Linked DNA regions of Mus musculus: all the other regions are linked to region 2. A link is a contact called in ENCODE Hi-C or POLR2A ChIA-PET data. All regions are on one chromosome and are shown on one strand. Each heading gives the region's core, a stretch centred on a gene start or an enhancer-like site at or near the end of the contact. The rest is flanking DNA. Distances are from core to core; before and after follow the strand shown.

What was found. A loop is a pair of places that touch in the nucleus more often than their neighbours do. ChIA-PET counts read pairs that join two places held with the same protein, here RNA polymerase II (POLR2A).
Region 1: POLR2A ChIA-PET joins it to region 2 with 11 read pairs in embryonic stem cell. The contact joins the promoter of Srrm1 here to the promoter of Ncmap in region 2. A Hi-C loop is called at or near these places in 2 of 37 maps with a recorded cell type or tissue (T-helper 17 cell and adrenal gland). POLR2A ChIA-PET finds 5 or more read pairs at or near these places in 4 of 5 experiments (Patski and embryonic stem cell).
Region 3: a map of T-helper 17 cell shows a loop between it and region 2 (1.9-fold over the local background). The contact joins the enhancer-like site here to the promoter of Ncmap in region 2. A Hi-C loop is called at or near these places in 1 of 37 maps with a recorded cell type or tissue (T-helper 17 cell). POLR2A ChIA-PET finds 5 or more read pairs at or near these places in 2 of 5 experiments (both embryonic stem cell).

The regions. Positions count from the first base shown.
Region 1 is chr4:135,351,817-135,354,541 of GRCm38, forward strand. It overlaps Srrm1 (serine/arginine repetitive matrix 1), which reads right to left and starts at 1,330. Exons shown (of 18, transcript NM_016799.4): 1 at 1,281-1,330. The coding sequence starts at 1,301.
Region 2 is chr4:135,396,863-135,399,562 of GRCm38, forward strand. Ncmap (noncompact myelin associated protein) reads right to left here and starts at 1,365. Exons shown (of 5, transcript NM_145555.2): 1 at 1,021-1,365.
Region 3 is chr4:135,437,980-135,440,679 of GRCm38, forward strand. No RefSeq gene overlaps it. Among named protein-coding and RNA genes, the nearest start is that of Rcan3, 5.5 kb to the left of the region's middle. Within about 2 kb of position 1,377, at least 1 of the 3 ENCODE cell types and tissues checked has a DNase peak (open chromatin) inside an H3K27ac peak, as active enhancers do.

The DNA of each region.
Region 1 (2,725 bases), core at 80-2,579, 45 kb before region 2:
AAAAGAGACAATTGACAAGTGAAAGAAACCTTCGACTGTTTTTAAGTGTTAACTTCGGTGCCATAAGAAATGAGTACTGACTACAAAGGTTAAGTGCCTAGTTTGTAGTGCAAGTATCTGAGGTGCTGGAGATAGACCCCAGTGTCTTGTTCATACTAGGCAAGCTCTCATGAACCACATACAAGAAGCACCTTTATTATCTCCCTCCTCCTTCCCCCGCCTTCCAATTTTTTCTTTAAAAATGCACACAAACTGTAAACTATATGCTTGATTCAGAGAATGCAAAACTCTAAGCAGTGGTATGACAGAGAGCTGGTATCTGGATTTTTACCAAGCTGTCTTACAAGGTTCTACTCTGCATTACAAGAATCAGCGATTCCTAAAGGGTTTGTTGCTACTTTTAATCCCACAAGTGTACGTTCCCATACATCTAGATCTCGACCTGTAGCTACTTTCCTTCCAAAGTGGACCTAATAAACTGCCTTACTGTGTGGGATCTATGTACCACCTCCAAGGTAACGTCCCCTGCCTGGACATGGGCCGCTGGGAAAGGGTGCTAGCGAAGAGCGGGAAGCGCGACGGAGTCACAACCGTAATCTGTCTCCACCCTCGCACACACCGTTCACTCCAAAAGCCTCCGATTCAAATGTTCCAACTACAAATTATCTAAGCTCCCCTCCCCGAAGAGCTATCAAATTGGGCGGGAGCGCTCACGAACTCTGACCCTGCGCCGCCGGGAAAGCTTAAGACCCAGAGGGTGGACGCTGTACGTCGGGGTTTGGGGGGGGGGCACCCATTTTCTCCAAAGCTGCCACTAAAAAAAAAAAATAATAAGGCCCCTTTCCTCAAACACCTCTCAGGACGGAGCCCCAAACCATACAACCGGTACCCCGCAGCCGCCCCGGGCTTCCCACCGGCCTCCCCCTAAAGACTTCCTCCTTGAGGCTCCGCTAGGCCCCGAGCCCGGGCGGCCGGCGCGGCGCCCGGCCTACAGGGCCTCGCCAGGCGGCCGGTGAGGTTCGGCTCCAGCCCATTCCCGCCGCCATTTTCCGGCCACCGCCACCGCCGCGTAGGGGGGGACGATCCCGGAGGAGGAGACTGCGCAGGGGCGCACCGGTCTCGGCCGCAACGCCGAGGCCGGGGGACGCTGCCCACGAACCCCCTCGGGGTCTCTAAGGCCTTCCTCCGCGGGCCGTCCTGTCCGGGATTTTGAGCGCCTCCCCCTCGGGTCTTACAAACAAGCCTCTCGCCTCTCCCCGGATCCCCGCGCTCGGACTTACGCGGAAGAATCCCGCGTCCATCTTGCCGCCTCGCTCGGAGATCGCTCCCTATCCCAGCGTGCACCGCGCCGCCGCGACGGAGGGCGGGACCGGCAGAAGGGAGCCCAGCGCCGGGAGGCTGCGCGCGCCGCTACACCCGCCCCGCTCCGGCGGGCCTGCGGCTGCGCCTGCTCAGTGCGCCACGAGAACGACGCGCATGCGCAAGCGCACCAGGGCGGCAGCCTTTCGCTAGGAGGGGAGGCGAGCTGGGCGACTGGAACCAATGGAAAGAGGAGGGAGAATCTTTGGGTCGCCCAACCCTACCGATCTTTTTTTTTTTTTTTTTTTTGTGGCGCATGATCAGCGGTGTTCGCGCGACTTGAGTTGATCCTTCCTTTGATCCGTAGTGGGAGGATGTGGGGAGTTGAAGGGAGATGGGGGGCGGGGGGGAAGCCTCAGTCCTGGGGTGCATGGGTAGTCATAAAAGAGAATGCTTGCTTAGGGGCGGCCCGATACGCCAGTTGTTGTCATTGTGAAAGTTGAGCTAGGAGTGGGTTTTGGGAGGTTGCCGGCGGGGTTGAGCCTGCAGCGTCAGCTCGTATGAAGCCCGCGTGTTCGCCGGATGTGCGTCGCATCTGGCTTGTTCTTGAGGTGTCCATTGGATACCTTTCTGTGCTTCTGCTGCGAAACCACGCCGAAGGGCAGGAAGTGGAAGAGGGCCAAAACCGGCCCTTTAATGTGCTCACCAAGCGCTTTCTCTCCAGAAAAGTTTCTCTGGGGCCACTTTGTAACATTCCATCTTTCACAGACACGCGCACCTCTAATGCTTTTTCATGGAAAAGTCGGGAAGTGGGCATGTCTGCCCTAGGAGTGCTAGTGTAGAAACCCGAATGTCTCCAGGCATTTTTTTTTTTTTTCTTTTCCTGGCTTTCCTACTTAAAGGGGGTTGACTTTCCCATTTGAACGCCCACAGACCAGATATGACTAGGTTCGTCTCGTCCATCAAAATCATCAAATGAATCGAAATAGCAGGGAAATCAGAGAGGCTGTCTTTGAGCCTTCTCTGTCTCTGTAGATGGCAGTAGCTTTCCTTTTGTTTAGGACAATCTTGCTGTTGAGAGTCCTCTTTCCTGCACACCCCACTCCCAAGCCCTCAGGAAACACACATGCCACTATGATGGAGGCCCAAGGTCCCTTATCTGAGTTGAACTCCTGCACTAGTTCTGTCACAGATAGCCCTGTTCCTGACCTTGCCACCCAGCATCCATTCTGAAGGAGGCCCGGATGCTGAACGATGCTGTTGAAAACCCTAGGTATCTCTGTGAGTTCAAGGCCAGTCTGGTCTACAGAGTGAGTTCCAGGACAGCCAAGGCTACATAAAGAAACCCCATTAAGTACAAAGAAAGGACGTTAAAGAAAGAAAGAAAACCATGGGCACTTGTCTGCTGAAAAGTCTCCAGTGGTTC
Region 2 (2,700 bases), core at 115-2,614:
TGGAGGTCACCAGAACCAGACAGGCTCGGGATAGTGTTTACTGCTGTTATATACAAGCCTGTGTCCAGCCTGAGCTACAGTTCAGGTGGTGATATGAGTCCAGTTGGAGAATTAGGAATTAGGTGGGCAATCCCAACCACAGAGACCAGGGGAGCCTATCTTCAAGCCCAGCTCAGCCGCCTGTGCCTGCTCACCACACACACCAGGAGGTGCCCAGCTCCACCCGATGCTGCCACTCTTTTTTGTTTTGTTTTGTTTTTTGTTTTGGTTTTTCGAGACAGGGTTTCTCTGTGTAGCCCTGGCTGTCCTGGAACTCACTTTGTAGACCAGGCTGGCCTCAAACTCAGAAATCCGCTTGCCTCTGCCTCCCAAGTGCTGGGATTAAAGGTGTGCGCCACCACGCTCCACAATGCTGCTGCCACTCTTAAGCCCCTGGTTTAACTACGAGCCCAGCTTTACTGGAGCTGGTGAGGCAATTGTGAACCAGACACAGTCCCTGGCCCCAAGGAGCCAGTCTGGCAAAAAGGAATAGCTTACATAAAATCAAATCACCGGTTCGTTTAGATACAAGAAAGTTTCACTTAGGTACAAGAAACCGAATTGGTAAGAAGAGGCTGCCTCAAGGCGACAGCCAGCCAGGCCGAGGCGGAGACTCGGATTGGGTACCACTCCACTCCGGCTTCTTTGCTCCTTTCGCAGCTTCTCAAATCCCCCAACCCCTCTTCCAAGAAGAATCTTCCTCCCGCACCCCAGAGCTTCCCCACCCAGCCCCTTTGGAGGCAGGAATCCATTTCCTTCCACCTCAAGGTACCCGGGACTGGAATCTCCCACTATCAAGGAGCGGCTGATTCAACATCTCGCTTATTGACTCTGGTACGAGCCCGGGCCCCTTTTCCGGGTGCTGGTCTCATTGGACTGCACAGCTCCTGGGGCCTCGGAAGGAGCGTGCTCTCCTGGATGCCCAGTTTATAAACCAGGAGAGCTCAGGACCCGAGGGGGAGGGGAGTTCAAGGCTCCTACCTCTCGTAGGCTTTTCTTCCGGGAGTCCAGGTCGCTCCCTGTGACTTCGTAGGAGCGGACAAGGAAACCACCAGCTTTCCGCATGCCAGAGATGTAGCCCCGAATGCACCCAGCTTCGGGGTGCTTCTCAGCTTGCACCCTGAACACCTCTGTGCACCGGTGTCTGCAGACAACCGGGAGATGTTGCTGACCTTTCAGCTACCGGCTCACGCCAAGGCGCGCGCCAGGCTGGGGACCCCTGGGGGTCCGGAGAGCTATCTTCCGCGGGCCTGAGCCCCTGTGCGCTGTCCTTCCAAGCCCCCGCGTTCCGTGCCCTGCGCCCTACCTGCTCCACACCCCAGCCCCGCCTCTTGCAGCCGCCGCTGTCGCCTCCGGGTCCTGTCCCGCCCCATCCCTCCCAACTAGTGACCACCCTCCCCCATCACCTGCCCAGCGCTCCCGCCCCGCCCGCAGTGTCCCCACGTCGCTCTCTCCTCCTGCCGCTCAGGGGACTTCAGGTCTGGCACCCCCCCGCACCCACTTCTTCCAGGTTGGAATTGTGAGAAGACAAAAGAGGAGGAAGGGACCTCGCGTTGACGGAGAGCTGAATCGGATGAAGCGAGCTGATGGAGTGAAAGTGTGGACCAGCTGTGGGATCCGAGGACCAGAGGACTGGCAGTTTACAGGTGACAGAAATTCCTCCTGAGCGTGATTAGAAACTAATTTTCTAGTAGTACACAGGCAGCAGAGGCAAGGGGATTGCTGCAAGTTCAAGGCTGGCTCCGAAAACATAGTACGTTTCAGCTAGCATGGGTCAGTGGGTAAAGTGCTTGCCTAGCAAGCGTGAGAAAATTCCCTGTTTCCTGCCTAAAAGTTAGCACGGAGGGTGGGGTGGGCTTAGAAGATGAGCTTAACATAAGTTCAGTTCCCAGCACCCACATCAGGAAAGGCACGATTGCTTCTAACTCCATCCCCTCCCACATGAACACATGCACACACAAAATTTAAAAAAAGAATTATTGGGCTGGTGAGATGGTTCAGCGGTTAAGAGCACTGACTGCTATTCCGAAGTTCAAATCCCAGCAACCAAATGGTGGCTCACAGCCACCTGTAATGAGATCTGACGCCCTCTTCTGGTGTGTCTGAAGACAGCAACAGTGTACTTATTTATAATAAATAAAATCTTTTTTTAAAAAAAAGAATTATTGCTTCACCAACGAAAATAAAAAACAGCACTCCCACTTTCAACTAGGCTGTGCGCATCTTCACGGTCTCCGGGTGCCACACGGTCTCTCCAGCACACGGTAGGCTCACAACCAGATTTAAGAGATCCTTGTATAAACAGGGAAATGAAGTACCAGGAAGACAAGGTGGGCCTCAGGTCCCCAGAAGGTAAAGTGGCAGACTGGGAGTAGAGCCAGGAAGTGACTGGGTCTGGACCGAGCGCCCCTGAGTTGCTTCCATGGCTCAGTGTGAAGCAACTTCTGTATTAGTCAGGGTTCTCTAGAGTCACAGAACTTACGGATAGTCTCTATATAGTAAAAGAATTTATTGATGACTTACAGTTGGCAGCGCAATTCCCAACAATGGTTCAATCGCAGCTGTGAATGGAAGTCCAAGGATCTAGCAGTTACTCAGTCTCACACAGCAAGCGGGCGAAGGAGCAAGAGCCATGGAAGAGTTACTTGTACTTTGATAGGA
Region 3 (2,700 bases), core at 127-2,626, 41 kb after region 2:
TGAGGAGGCCCCAGCTTCTATAACAGTACCTGGTGCTGGTAGACAATAAGGGCTCAATCACAGTGGAAAAAAAAAGGGGAAGGAGGAAGCTGCTGCTGCTACTGCTGCTACTGCTGCCACTGCTGGGGTGTGTGTGTGTGTGTGTGTATGTGTAAGAGAGAGTAAGAGAGAGAGAGAGAGAGAGAGAGAGAGAGAGAGAGAGAGAGCACTGAGAAAGGAAGCTGGAAGGCTGGGTGGAAGCTGGACTGCTTGAACTCTACAAATCAAAACTGCCCCAACCACACCACCTCCACCCTTTATCCCCCAACTACCTGCCTGTGCTACCTGCTTAAATTCATGATCCACTACATACTTTAGATAAAGCTCCTGAAATGAACCTGTCTCCCTGGTAACCTACCCTGTATCTACTTTTCCTGGGGACTCAGTTGTTTTCTCATGAGGAGCCCCAATGCGATCAGAGATTTATATATATTTATTTATATATATTTATATAAATATATTCACTTATTTATTTTGGTGTACATGTGTGTGCACATCCCATGGTGTGCAGCTCTATGAAGAGCAGACATTAACTTTCAGGAGTTGATGCTTTCCACACTGTAGGACCCGGGAATCGAACTCAGGTTGTCAAGCTTGGCAGCAGCCATTTTTACCCACTGAACTTATCTCACCTGTTTTAAGATTATTTATTTATTATATATAAGTACACTGTAGCTGTCTTCAGACACTCCAGAAGAGGGAGTCAGATCGCACCACAGATGGTTGTGAGCTACCATGTGGCTGCTGGGATTTGAACTCAGGACCTCTGGAAGAGCAGCTAGTGCTCTTAACCACTGAGCTATCTCTCCAGCCCATACCCAGTGGTTTCTTAATGGCACCACTTTAATGTTGGTTTGGAGATGCATTCTGTAGACTTGGGATATTTTAAATGTTCTTATTATCAAAATTAGACTTGGCCTTTATAGATAATTTGAAAGCAAATGATAATAAGAAAACTAAAGTCAACTGTAGAGCTAGCCATTCTTCAATATTTGGGTATATTTCCTCTTTATAATTAGACTTACTGTTGGAATTATTCAATTTGGACCTCCCCTCTATTTGCTTAATGCCAATCAGTACTTCCTTGTGTTCCAAATTTTATTTTAAAATATTTTAAAATGATGAGCTAAAACTTCACCCTGGGCAATTATTTAGCTAATTGGTAGATTCAGGGTTTCCTGAGAACTTCCATTTGTATAATTAAGCATTCGGTGACTGCCTTTTACATTATTGCATCCACGTTTGTTTCAGAGTTCCGGCAGAGGACAGCAGGACAAAGAGCGCGAACTTGCACAAACTTCTTAGGAAATGAAGGACCCATTGTAGGTGCCTATAGGGCCCGTCCCTCCCAGGGCCCGCCCCTCCCAGGGCCCGCCCCTCCCAGGGCCCGCATCCTCCGCGAGTGAGGCTTTCCAGTTCCTCTTCTACAGACAGAAAGCTAACAACAGCAGTGTCTGGATCATGGGGGGGATGGGTGAGCTGTCCCTAGCTGCTCCTCAGGGGAAACCGCCCAAGTTTACTGAGTGATTACAGCGGCGTGACTGAGTACAACAAACTGCATTTGTTCAAAGGTTTCCCTCCGTGGTTTCCCTGTTGAAATCTTTTGTTTTGTTCTGTTTTGCTTCTTTTATTTTGTTTTTCAAGACAGGGTTTCTCTGTATAACCTTGGCCATCCTGGAACTTGCACTGTAGGCCAGGCTGGACTCAGAGGTCCATCTGCCTCTGCTTCCTGAGTGCTGGGATTAAAGGTGTGGGTCACCACTGTCCAGTTGTTGAAATCTCTTTAAGTACATGTTTTGTATTTTGCTGTATCTACTTTGAGATATTTTTTCACTTACTAAGTCTAATTAATAGTGACTGTAGTGATGTCCATTTTAAAAAAAAGACATGAGTGTTTGTCTTAGTGTTCTATTGCTGTGAAGAGAATCCATGACCACAACAACTCTTACAAAGGAAAACATTAACTTGAGACTGGCTTACAGTTCCAGCGGTTAATCCATTATCTTCATGGCAGGAACATATCGGCATGCAGGCTGACATGGTGCTGGAGAGATAGCCGGGAGTTCGGCAGGCAGCAGGAAGAGAGAGACACTGGACTGGTTTGAGCGTCTGAAACCTCACTCTGGGTGACACATTTCTTCCAACGAGGCCACACTTCCTATTAGTATGACTCCCCGGTGAATAAGCATTCAAATCTGCGAGCCTCTGGGGGCCATTCTTATTCAAACCACCACAGTATGTATGTGTATATGAACACACACACACACACACACACACACACACACACACACACACACACACACACACACACAAAATGTGCATGCAGTACCTATGGAGGCCAGAAGAGGGCATCAGATACTCTAGAACTGGAATTACAGATAATGGCTGCCGTGTGGGTGCTAGAACCCCTCTGGGTTCCCTGTAAGAGCAGCAGGTGCTCCTAACTGTGGGGCCATCTCTCCAGCCAACTTTTCCTTTTTGTTAAGGTAGCACTCCAGGCTGACCTTGAACTTGCAGTCTCCCTGCCCCAGCTCCCCAGTGCTGAGATTACAAGTGTGCATTAAGATGCAAAGCTTTCTTTTCTTTTCTTTTTGTCTTTTTTTGTTTTTTGTTTTTGTTTCTGTTTGGTTTTTTCAAGACAGGGTTTCTCTGTGTAGCCCT